2 separate regions of the Homo sapiens genome follow, and region 1 is linked to region 2. Evidence: chromatin loops called from intact Hi-C (ENCODE). Cell type or tissue: PC-3. All regions are shown on one strand. Each heading gives the region's core, and the rest is flanking DNA. Links, peaks and the distances in the headings are about the cores only. Region 1 has its middle 52 kb from the start of LINC02450. Region 2 overlaps LINC02451 (long intergenic non-protein coding RNA 2451).

The links. Peaks named below come from ENCODE experiments on the same cell type or tissue, not always from the same donor. Only the 100,000 strongest peaks of a DNase experiment are listed, where the experiment ranks them.
Region 1: a loop joins it to region 2, with 2.8 times the contacts of the local background. A loop is called at or near these places in 1 of 110 quality-filtered maps.

The regions. Positions count from the first base shown.
Region 1 is chr12:42,742,367-42,746,763 of GRCh38, forward strand. No RefSeq gene overlaps it. Among named protein-coding and RNA genes, the nearest start is that of LINC02450, 52 kb to the left of the region's middle. In PC-3, for the core only: no CTCF peak of the experiment used is centred there; a DNase peak (open chromatin) is centred at 2,465; H3K4me3 peaks cover 211 bases; H3K27ac peaks cover 1,563 bases.
Region 2 is chr12:42,680,229-42,684,625 of GRCh38, forward strand. LINC02451 (long intergenic non-protein coding RNA 2451) reads left to right here. Exons shown (of 5, transcript NR_135027.1): 4 at 1,694-1,835. Among named protein-coding and RNA genes, the nearest start is that of LINC02450, 9.8 kb to the right of the region's middle. In PC-3, for the core only: no CTCF peak of the experiment used is centred there; no DNase peak of the experiment used is centred there; H3K27ac peaks cover 667 bases.

The DNA.
Region 1 (4,397 bases), core at 288-4,287, 62 kb after region 2:
TGAAAATATGAGCATTCAAAATTTCTCATGATGTCAGTCTTCATGAATGTTAACGGTCAGCTGTAGTTTCTATTAATAGAAAGGTCCTCGGGTACAGAGGTAGAGTCCCCAGTGGTTTCTCCAAAGGGAATTTGAGCCAGACCCATTATTTTGTGGGGCTAAAAGGTAAGACTAAAACAGAGACTTAAAATTGTTGAATCAAATTCTTTCAGTTCTAAAACTAGTCCCTGAGATTAGGTTAGGGACTTTTGAAAACTCCAGCCCTTTCCAGTCTTCTGTGTCCTGTTCAATAAATTATTGCTTTAGGGATAAAAAATTTCATGCCTAGATGCTGTATGGTGTAATATGATCAGGATTCCCCTTCTAAATGTATGTATTTGACTTGGGCAAGGCACGTAGCCTCTCTAATTATTGGTTTCCTCATCGGTAAAATTGACAATGATGCCTGCTGCTAGAAAGGTTCTTGGAAGTTCACAGGAGCCCCCTGGGAAGTCTGGGTTGGGCACTCTCCAGGGTTCCTTCCCATCAGCCTCTCCTTCCTTCACGCACAACATTGCAGTTGTCTCTTGTTTGTGTGTGACATTTCACATCAAGCTGTTAGCTCTGGGAGGGGTGGGAGAATGTCTTGCTCTCTTTTCTGTGCAGCTCCGTAAATATTTATTGAATGAATAAAATGCACAATGCGAATGTAAGCAACTGTTGTAATTTCATCTAGGAAGTCTGCTTCCTAATTTGATGGTATTAGTACTTCCTCGACTCTGGGCATGCTCTGACTTCCTGTATTTAGTTTTCTGACCCCCCAAAAAGGCAGATGGAGAATCCTTACAACCCACATAGAGGGGATTTTGGCACATGATTTCACTGTGCCAAAATGTTTATTGGATTGGCATTTTCTGAGCAGGGATTGGGGTTAGCCTACCGTTGACGAAATCTGTTCTTTTTTGTACTTTTCTAATGGAATACTCCAATCCAGTCTCTCACTCAGGGTTAAATAACAAACCTATAGAATAAACATTAAATAATATAGCCATGGGAAGGGCCAGCACAATCTATGGCTCATAGTGAGTTTCACGAATGCTGGTTTTACTGCCCCCCTTGCAAACCTTCCAAACCCAGTTTAGTATTTCTGCTACTGATGATTTTCCTATCTGACTTTGCTGAAGATATTTATGACTCGAGCAGGCTTCTCTCCATAGTAGTCATAAATGAGATTCACCTTGGCCTCACCTTTCTAAATTTTGTGTTGGCTTTAGTCCACCCAATGGTGGATTGAAAGCCAAAGGTGACTCAGGGCAATGTTGGATCTAAAGATTGATTTTTGCAAGTTCCCTGGACGGGGTCCTCACAGTGGGTGGGGCTGACAGCCTTTTGTATGTGTCTCCCTTTCCTGATAGAGTGTGGGAATGTGTTATCTGGCTCCTGGCAAAGCCCGCTTGCTTGTCTCTCTTGCCACGTGATAGCCTCTTCCTGGGCTCCACAAAGACCACACACTCCCTTCCTGCTCAAAAACTTGCCCCTGTTAGCCAAACCAATGTACTCAGCTCAATGGAGAAAGTAGGGGAGGTTGTCTCGTGTGTGTGTGTGTGTGTGTGTGTGTGTGTGTGTGTGTGTGTGTGTACACAGTATACATCAACGAGAGGGCTGTCATTGGATTTTGTATTGGGTCCCATTTTAACTTGTTGCATTATGTCACTGCCCCTACACTGTAACAAGGATCATTGTTTTGAAGACTGGCTTCTCAGGGCTTTTGTTAAGCTAAAAATAATAAAGATTATAAGAAATTATTGAAGTAGAATTGGGAAAGTCCACGACTCTGAGACTGCTTTTAATGCAATAAAGCATTCACTTGCTATAATATTTTATTGTTTTGTTCTCCCCAAAGCACAATTTACAATGGTTTTGTTAAAGGGTTTCAAGTCATTTTGGTAAGTGATCTTTTGTTTTTGTGTCTTGTAATTACCCAGATCAGTTTTTCCTTGACTTCAACTCATCTTAAAAATTTTCAAAGGCTGTGCCAGGATGGCTTAGTGGGCACCAGGTTTCTTGCTAAAAAGCCAGAAAACCACTATATATTTGTTCTGGGGAATTGTAAAACATTAAAAGGTGTAAGGGAGTGTTCTTCTGGGGCCCTAAACCAGTTGCATGCTCTCTCCTAAGCCTAAACCCAAGGCTATCTTTGGCACTGGAATGAAAAAGCATCATGCCAGAGAAAATTATGCTGAAGTCTTTCTTGGGGACTTGACACAACCAGGCTGACACTTCATGAGGAAAGCCTTGTGATTCTGGAGACTTTGCCTGGGGCTGTTTACACAGCCTTCTTTTAAAGACACAGGCCCTTCTAGGGGAAATGCTCAGTGTCCTTGGAACTCCTCAAACCTTTTCACTGTAAGCAAGTTGCAGGCTTTCTTATGGGCATGGAGTCAAGTAAATACACACTTTAAAATGAATTTCTGATGTCCACTCATGAATGTTTCATGTCTGCAAGACATAACATTTTTTTGGAGAGCAGAGGTCTGGTGTAACCACATTTTCGAGGTTGCTTCATTGTTGTAAAACTTGATCTGCAATCCTGTGACACGTGTCCCCAGGGGGAAAAAAACAATGAACACCCATTGTTCCATCAATCATGGATAATCAAGTCCAGTTGCACAACGAGTGCATTGTGCAGAAGAGGAAGCAGTAGCCTAGACAGTGTACCTGTCTTGCTTAGGATCCCCCAGAGCTTTGATCTCTCCCCTCTATTGTCTTCTCTAGCTGTTCCCCACCTCCTGCAAGCCCAGCCCTGTCTTCGTCTCTAGGACTAAACCGCACCTTAGAGACATTAAGGAGCTCCACCCCAGACCCTGAGGCTCAGAGTCAAGTCACTGTTTCTGCTGGGTTGGCTTTGAGTCTGCCTTAGACTTTGCACCCCAGCTATGAAAACTGACCTTCTGAGACTCTGCCCTTGTTTCTCATCCAGTCCCTGTATTTGTGTTCCATCTTGTTCCCATGTGCCTGACTCCTCACCAAGGTCACCCAGGGCCATACTTTCTCCACAAGGGGTCCTTTCCTGATCCTGCTAGTTTCCTTTCTAGTGCCTGGAGCCTTTTACTGGGCACAGGCAGGTGACACAAGCTCTGATTTAAAATAACGATGATAACGATAAAGACAGTAGTTAACATTTATGAAGTGCTTACTATGTGCTGGGCACTGCACTTTGCATATGTCATCCTATTTAATCTTCACAGATATGCTATAAAGTAGATATTACTGATATCTCCACTTTTCATTGGATAAACTGAGGCTCAAAAAAGTTGAATACCTTTCTAATCATGACTGTGCTTTTCAGTAGGGAGCCCCTTGCTGAGATGAGAATGCAGCCTTTACTCTAAGACATTGCACTTTTGTGCTGTGTGAAGACAGAATTTTCTTACGCTCAATGCCTGTCCAGATTGCCAAGTGCCACCCCCTCCTGAGTCCCCTGTAGCTCTGCTCTATCTCCTGTTGCGGCACCTAGACTCCATGTCAGGTCTCTCTGGTGAGGCATCCTGATGCTGATGAAACCACCTTTGCAAAATTATATCAGAGAAATCTGACATGGTTGACTCCATCTCGCTTCTGACTGCTAAGCTATCCTCAGTCATTTCTGGGCACATGCCAAACTAACTTTGGGAGGAATTTAGTTTATAGTTTATCCTTAAAGCAAGGATGATAATAGCCCTTCCCAAAACTAAAATGTCTTCAGAAAACTAATGAGAGGCCACAAGGTTAGGATTATGAGAGGTGTCTGAATTCTGCTAAGATATAGATGTAGTATCTATAATCCTTTACTGCTCAGGAGTCATGAGGCCAGAGGTCACAAGATTTGTGACTTCTCCAATTGCTCCTATGGATAACATCATTGTAGAATCTAAGATTGGTCTTTTGAGACTTTTTTAGACTTTTTGGCAACTGACTGACCCTGCCTGGACATGTAACTCATGACTCAACCGGTCCTGTAGCCTCGCCCAGTGGTGAGGACTCAGTGGACAAGGACTTTCTCCACACTCCTATGACTTCATTCCCTAACCAATCAGCAGCACACATTCCCTAGCCCCCGTCCCACCACATTGTCCATAAAAACTCTAACCTCCAAGCCTTCGGGGAGACTGATTTGTGATTTGAGTGGTAACTCTGTCTTGCGTGTGGCTGGCCTCACATCAGTTAAACTCTTTCTCTGCTGCAATGCCTCAGTCTCAGTGAATTGATTTTGTGCAGCAGTCAGGAAGAACCCGAATGGTGATTATGCTGACAGCCCTACTGGGCCACAACTGTTGTCTATTGCCTGGCACTTTGGATACTGCTCTGCTTCCTGGAATGGACTTCTTCCCGTCACAATCACCTGTCAGGGCCAGTTTCACCTCAGCCCCCTGAGTCTT
Region 2 (4,397 bases), core at 154-4,153:
GGTAAATGGGAGAGGAGTAAAAAGGTCCCGGGGAATAGAGAACAAACTTATCCAAGCCATGATCAACCATTTGTTCTTTGGGGCAAGGAGTGGGGTTGGGGGTTGGGGTATGAGTGACTTGAAGATAAAGGTGGGACATCTAACTGACATTGGTTATAACGGTAAGTTTGTTTCAGTAAGAATAAAATATCAGGCTGGGCATGGTGGCTTATGCCTGTAATCTCAGCACTTTGGGAGGCTGAAGTGGGAGGATCGTTTGAGCCCAGGAGTTTGAGATCAGCCTGGACAACAAGACGAAAACCTAGCTCTGCAAAAAATACAAAAATTATCCAGCCGTGGTGGTGTGTGCCTGTAGTCCCAGCTACCTGGGAGGCTGATACTGAGGGTGTGAGGATCACCTGAGCCCAGGAAGTCGAGGCTACAGTGAGCTGAGACCATACCACTGCACTCCAGCTTGGGCGACAGAGGGAAACCCTTTTTTTAAAAAGAAGTAAAAAAGAATAAAATATCAAAAGACCTTGAGGAAGGAAGACAAAACAGATACACTTAAAATACAGCTCAATGGCAGATCCTGGAATAAAACATTGTCTTAGAGCTTCCTGGCAGCTGTGGACTCTGACGTATTTTCATCGTAGATTTTAAGTTTTTGTTTTTCTTTGCATAATGCCTAATTTACATGCTGATTTCTCCTGAAACCTGATGTTGAATTGTTGCTTTTTTTAAATGGAAAGGATTTAGATTAGATCATGGAGTGAAAGAATACTGTAGTTTATAAAGTGCAACACAAATGTAAAAATAATCGTTAAAGCATTCTAACTCCAATGAACTATCTTCTCCTTAGTTCCTTCTAATCCACTCTCCAGACTTGACCAGAGGGTTATTCCTAAAACACAATCTGGTAACATGTTTCCTTTGCTTATAGTCTCTGTCCTCCATACTTACCGCAGTAATTGTCATTTTCTTTATATTAAGTTTTTGTTAAATGGTCTAAAATCACACTGTATTAAAAGCAGCAATCTTTACTCTTTCCTTCCCCAGTCCTGTTCCTCAGAGCAGAGTTTATAAAACTACCTCAGTGTTCAAGTGCTCATAACACTCAAGTGCATTGGTAGGGTTTCTAGGACTTAAAAAATTATTTTAAAAATGTAACTATCATAACCACTTACAGTAAGTTGGGAAATTACCAAAAAAAACTGTGCCTTTGCTTATATTGCCCTAATGGTACCATAGTTTAACCATTATCATATTGTTGGCTGGACCCCAAATTATATAATTGCCTTAATTTGGGGCCACTTAAATTATTTCCAATTCTTATTGCTATAATCTATGGAAAACATCTTTTTTGAATTTATTTTGTTTATATTAAAATATAAACATATATTTCAAAATTGTTTCCTTAGGGTTGATAGTCCAAATGGCAAAATCTGGGCCAAATAATACAAATACTTTTATGGATCATGAAACTCATAAACTATCTTCAAAAATGATTTGCCACTGTCCGGTGCATCCAGAAATACATTCAAGTACTCTTTTCACCTCATCCTTGCTATTCCTTTTTTGATTTTGACTAATGTCTCATTGTTTTGAAATCTAGACCTTTACAAAATTCTCTAAGTATTATTCTTGGTGGGAAACATTAAGACATAAAATATAAAACTCTACTTGTAAACTTGAATTTCTTTTCTTTTTTGAGGTGGGGACTCACTCTGTCACCCAGGCTGGAGTGCAGTGGCACCATCTTGGCTCACTGCAACCTCCACCTCCTAGGCTCAAGCGATCTTCCTATTTCAGCCTCCCAAATAGCTGGGACCACAAGCATGTACCACCATGCCCAGGTAATTTTTTTTTGTTTTGTGTTTTTTGTAGAGACAGAGTTGCACTATTTTGCCCGGGCTGAAACTACGATTTCTTTTAAGGTTTAAAATACTGAAACTTTATTGTTTTCAAACTCTTAATTATGAAATTACCAGATATGATGCGTTCTAGCATTATTTTCTCGTACATTTAGAATTTCTACCTTGTTTTATTTCCTGCAGCTTGTTGCTGTAGGAAAAGGTATGGTGAATCACATGCCATTTTGTGTTGGCCAAGAAAATAACTCCATCTCTAGTTGTCTGGCACATCTTGACAAAATATATGGTGCAGTTTAGAAGTGTTTCAAAGGCTTCTTACTCCAAAATTTGGGGAAAAAACTATCCATTGCTTGCATATGTGAGCATAAAATGATTCACTTGGTATTAATGCCTTTAGGTTCTTTGATTGACTAGGGTATATGAGAGAACTAAGATAAAGGAACACTCATTAAAGGCAGATAAAGACTTGATACTTTTTCTTTATTCACTGGGTAAGATTTATAGTATGGTAATCAGAAATTCCAAACTGGCTCTCAGGCATTGTATCTACATGATGCCAACTTTTGTAAGTGAACTGAAAATTTTGTTCTCAAACCATTGCTTCATGCTATTTTTCACCAGGGCAAATAAGCAGATTGATCTCAGGAACCAGAGGTTGCATGGATGGCTGGTCCAATTGATCCGCCTGTCCTAATGGATCATTGTGTAACAGGGAGGAAAAACAGGAAACTTGATTTAGGCACCATTTTGATCAGAGACTGAAGTCAAATGATGTGAGTACTCAGGTCATTATGATTCCTTTAGTTAACTCCATCCTGTAGAGTAGGGAGCTCTGCTGATGTCACCTCAGTCATGCTTATGACAATAGAATTATTTTTCAGGGGGTCAGTATTTGGTAGTTTTGAGAGAAGGTTCAGTTTTACTAGAGGAATGTTATAAATGCAATAGTTTTATTATAATTTCCATGTAACTTTTGAAGAGGAAGAACATACATGGTTTTCTCAAGAGTGAAAAACAATTGTCAGCAAACAATTTGTTGTGAAAAAATGCCCTTTAACTTTTATAGATGTTTGTGTCTGTCCAATCCTGGCTTCTTCTCAGTTTCTCAGAACCCTCATCCATCCCACCCACCCCATCCCAGAATTTGTATGACCCCTGGCAAAACACAAAAGTCCTCTCCCCACTAATGAGAGGTTTGGGAAACATATTCTCTTGTGTGTTATTCCCCAAATAGTTGTTTCATACCATTCTTCAGAGGCAAATAAATGATCTGTGCTAAGGAATCAGTTTCATGGGTGTTTAGAAAAATGGATCCATCTGCCTTAATGGATAATTGTGTGACAGAGTTAAACAACAACAATAACAAACACACTTAGCCTTCAAGCTTTGGGGCTGCAGTGCCTGGAGATCAGCCAGATCTTTCCTGTTCAGTGACAATAAACATGTGGTAGTGTCCTGAACCAATGCTCATCTTGGGAGGAATTCAAGATTTGGGGGTAGGGTGTGGAGGTACAGAGAGGGAACCTACTGTTTGGTGCCTTTCTGCTAAAATCGTAGTCCTAGCCTTTCAGCTATTTTCTTCCTTAGCCCCTCTTTAACATTTCCTCAAGCCCCCACTCCCTGCACATGCAGAATGAGTGTGCTTCCTCCAACCACCAATCTCTCTATCCCCTGAATCCCCTACGCAGAGGAAGAGCCCAGCCCTGTGCCCTGCCTTGTTGCCTTATCCATAATAGTCAAGTCTCTTGGAGCTGGGCATCTTTTCACACTACCTTAGCTTTGTATTCATCTAACTTTTGCACTTAGAGATTTATTATGCCCTGGGACTATTTCCTCAGCTCAGAAGCCTGGAGGTGGGTCGCAGAGCTTTGCTGTTCTTCCTCATGAGGGCTGCACCTCTGCCAAAATATTTTTCTTCCTGCTGCTGCTTTTTCACAAGGTTGTTCTCTTGTCCCTTTCCCCATGCTGGGCAATCCGTCCTGTGCTGTGGTTGGGTCAGCCTGCTTTTTGGAAGGTATTTTTTACATTTGCTTCAGTTGTTTGGATTCTAAGGCAGGGTACACCCTCTCTGTGGTCTACGTGTGAAAATGCACATTTACAAAACAAAGCCAATATAAATGGATTATGCTGTTGACTTAATAAGAACAAAATTTTCTAGCAACAGGGAATAGAAATGTAAATTTAGTTTTTGGTGATTCATTACTTAATAGGAAATATTCCAATTCAACATTTGTAAATAAAGTAAAAGTACAATTTACTTATTCATCTGTTTAGTCAGCATATATTATTTGAGCATCTATTATGAGTCAGCTTTCACACTAAGTAATGAAGACACAAAGAAGAATGAAACAATTCCCAACCACATTGGGAAATCTGACAGTCTAAGGGAAGAGACACATACAAAAAGAGGTCATTTGAAAACAATGTGATATTCTAGTAACAGGATATACACAGAGGATTAAGGGAATATGAATAAATGAATAATTGAATGAGTGAATGAAGTTTTCTATTTCCTTTAATGTAATAGAAAACAAGTAGTTCAAT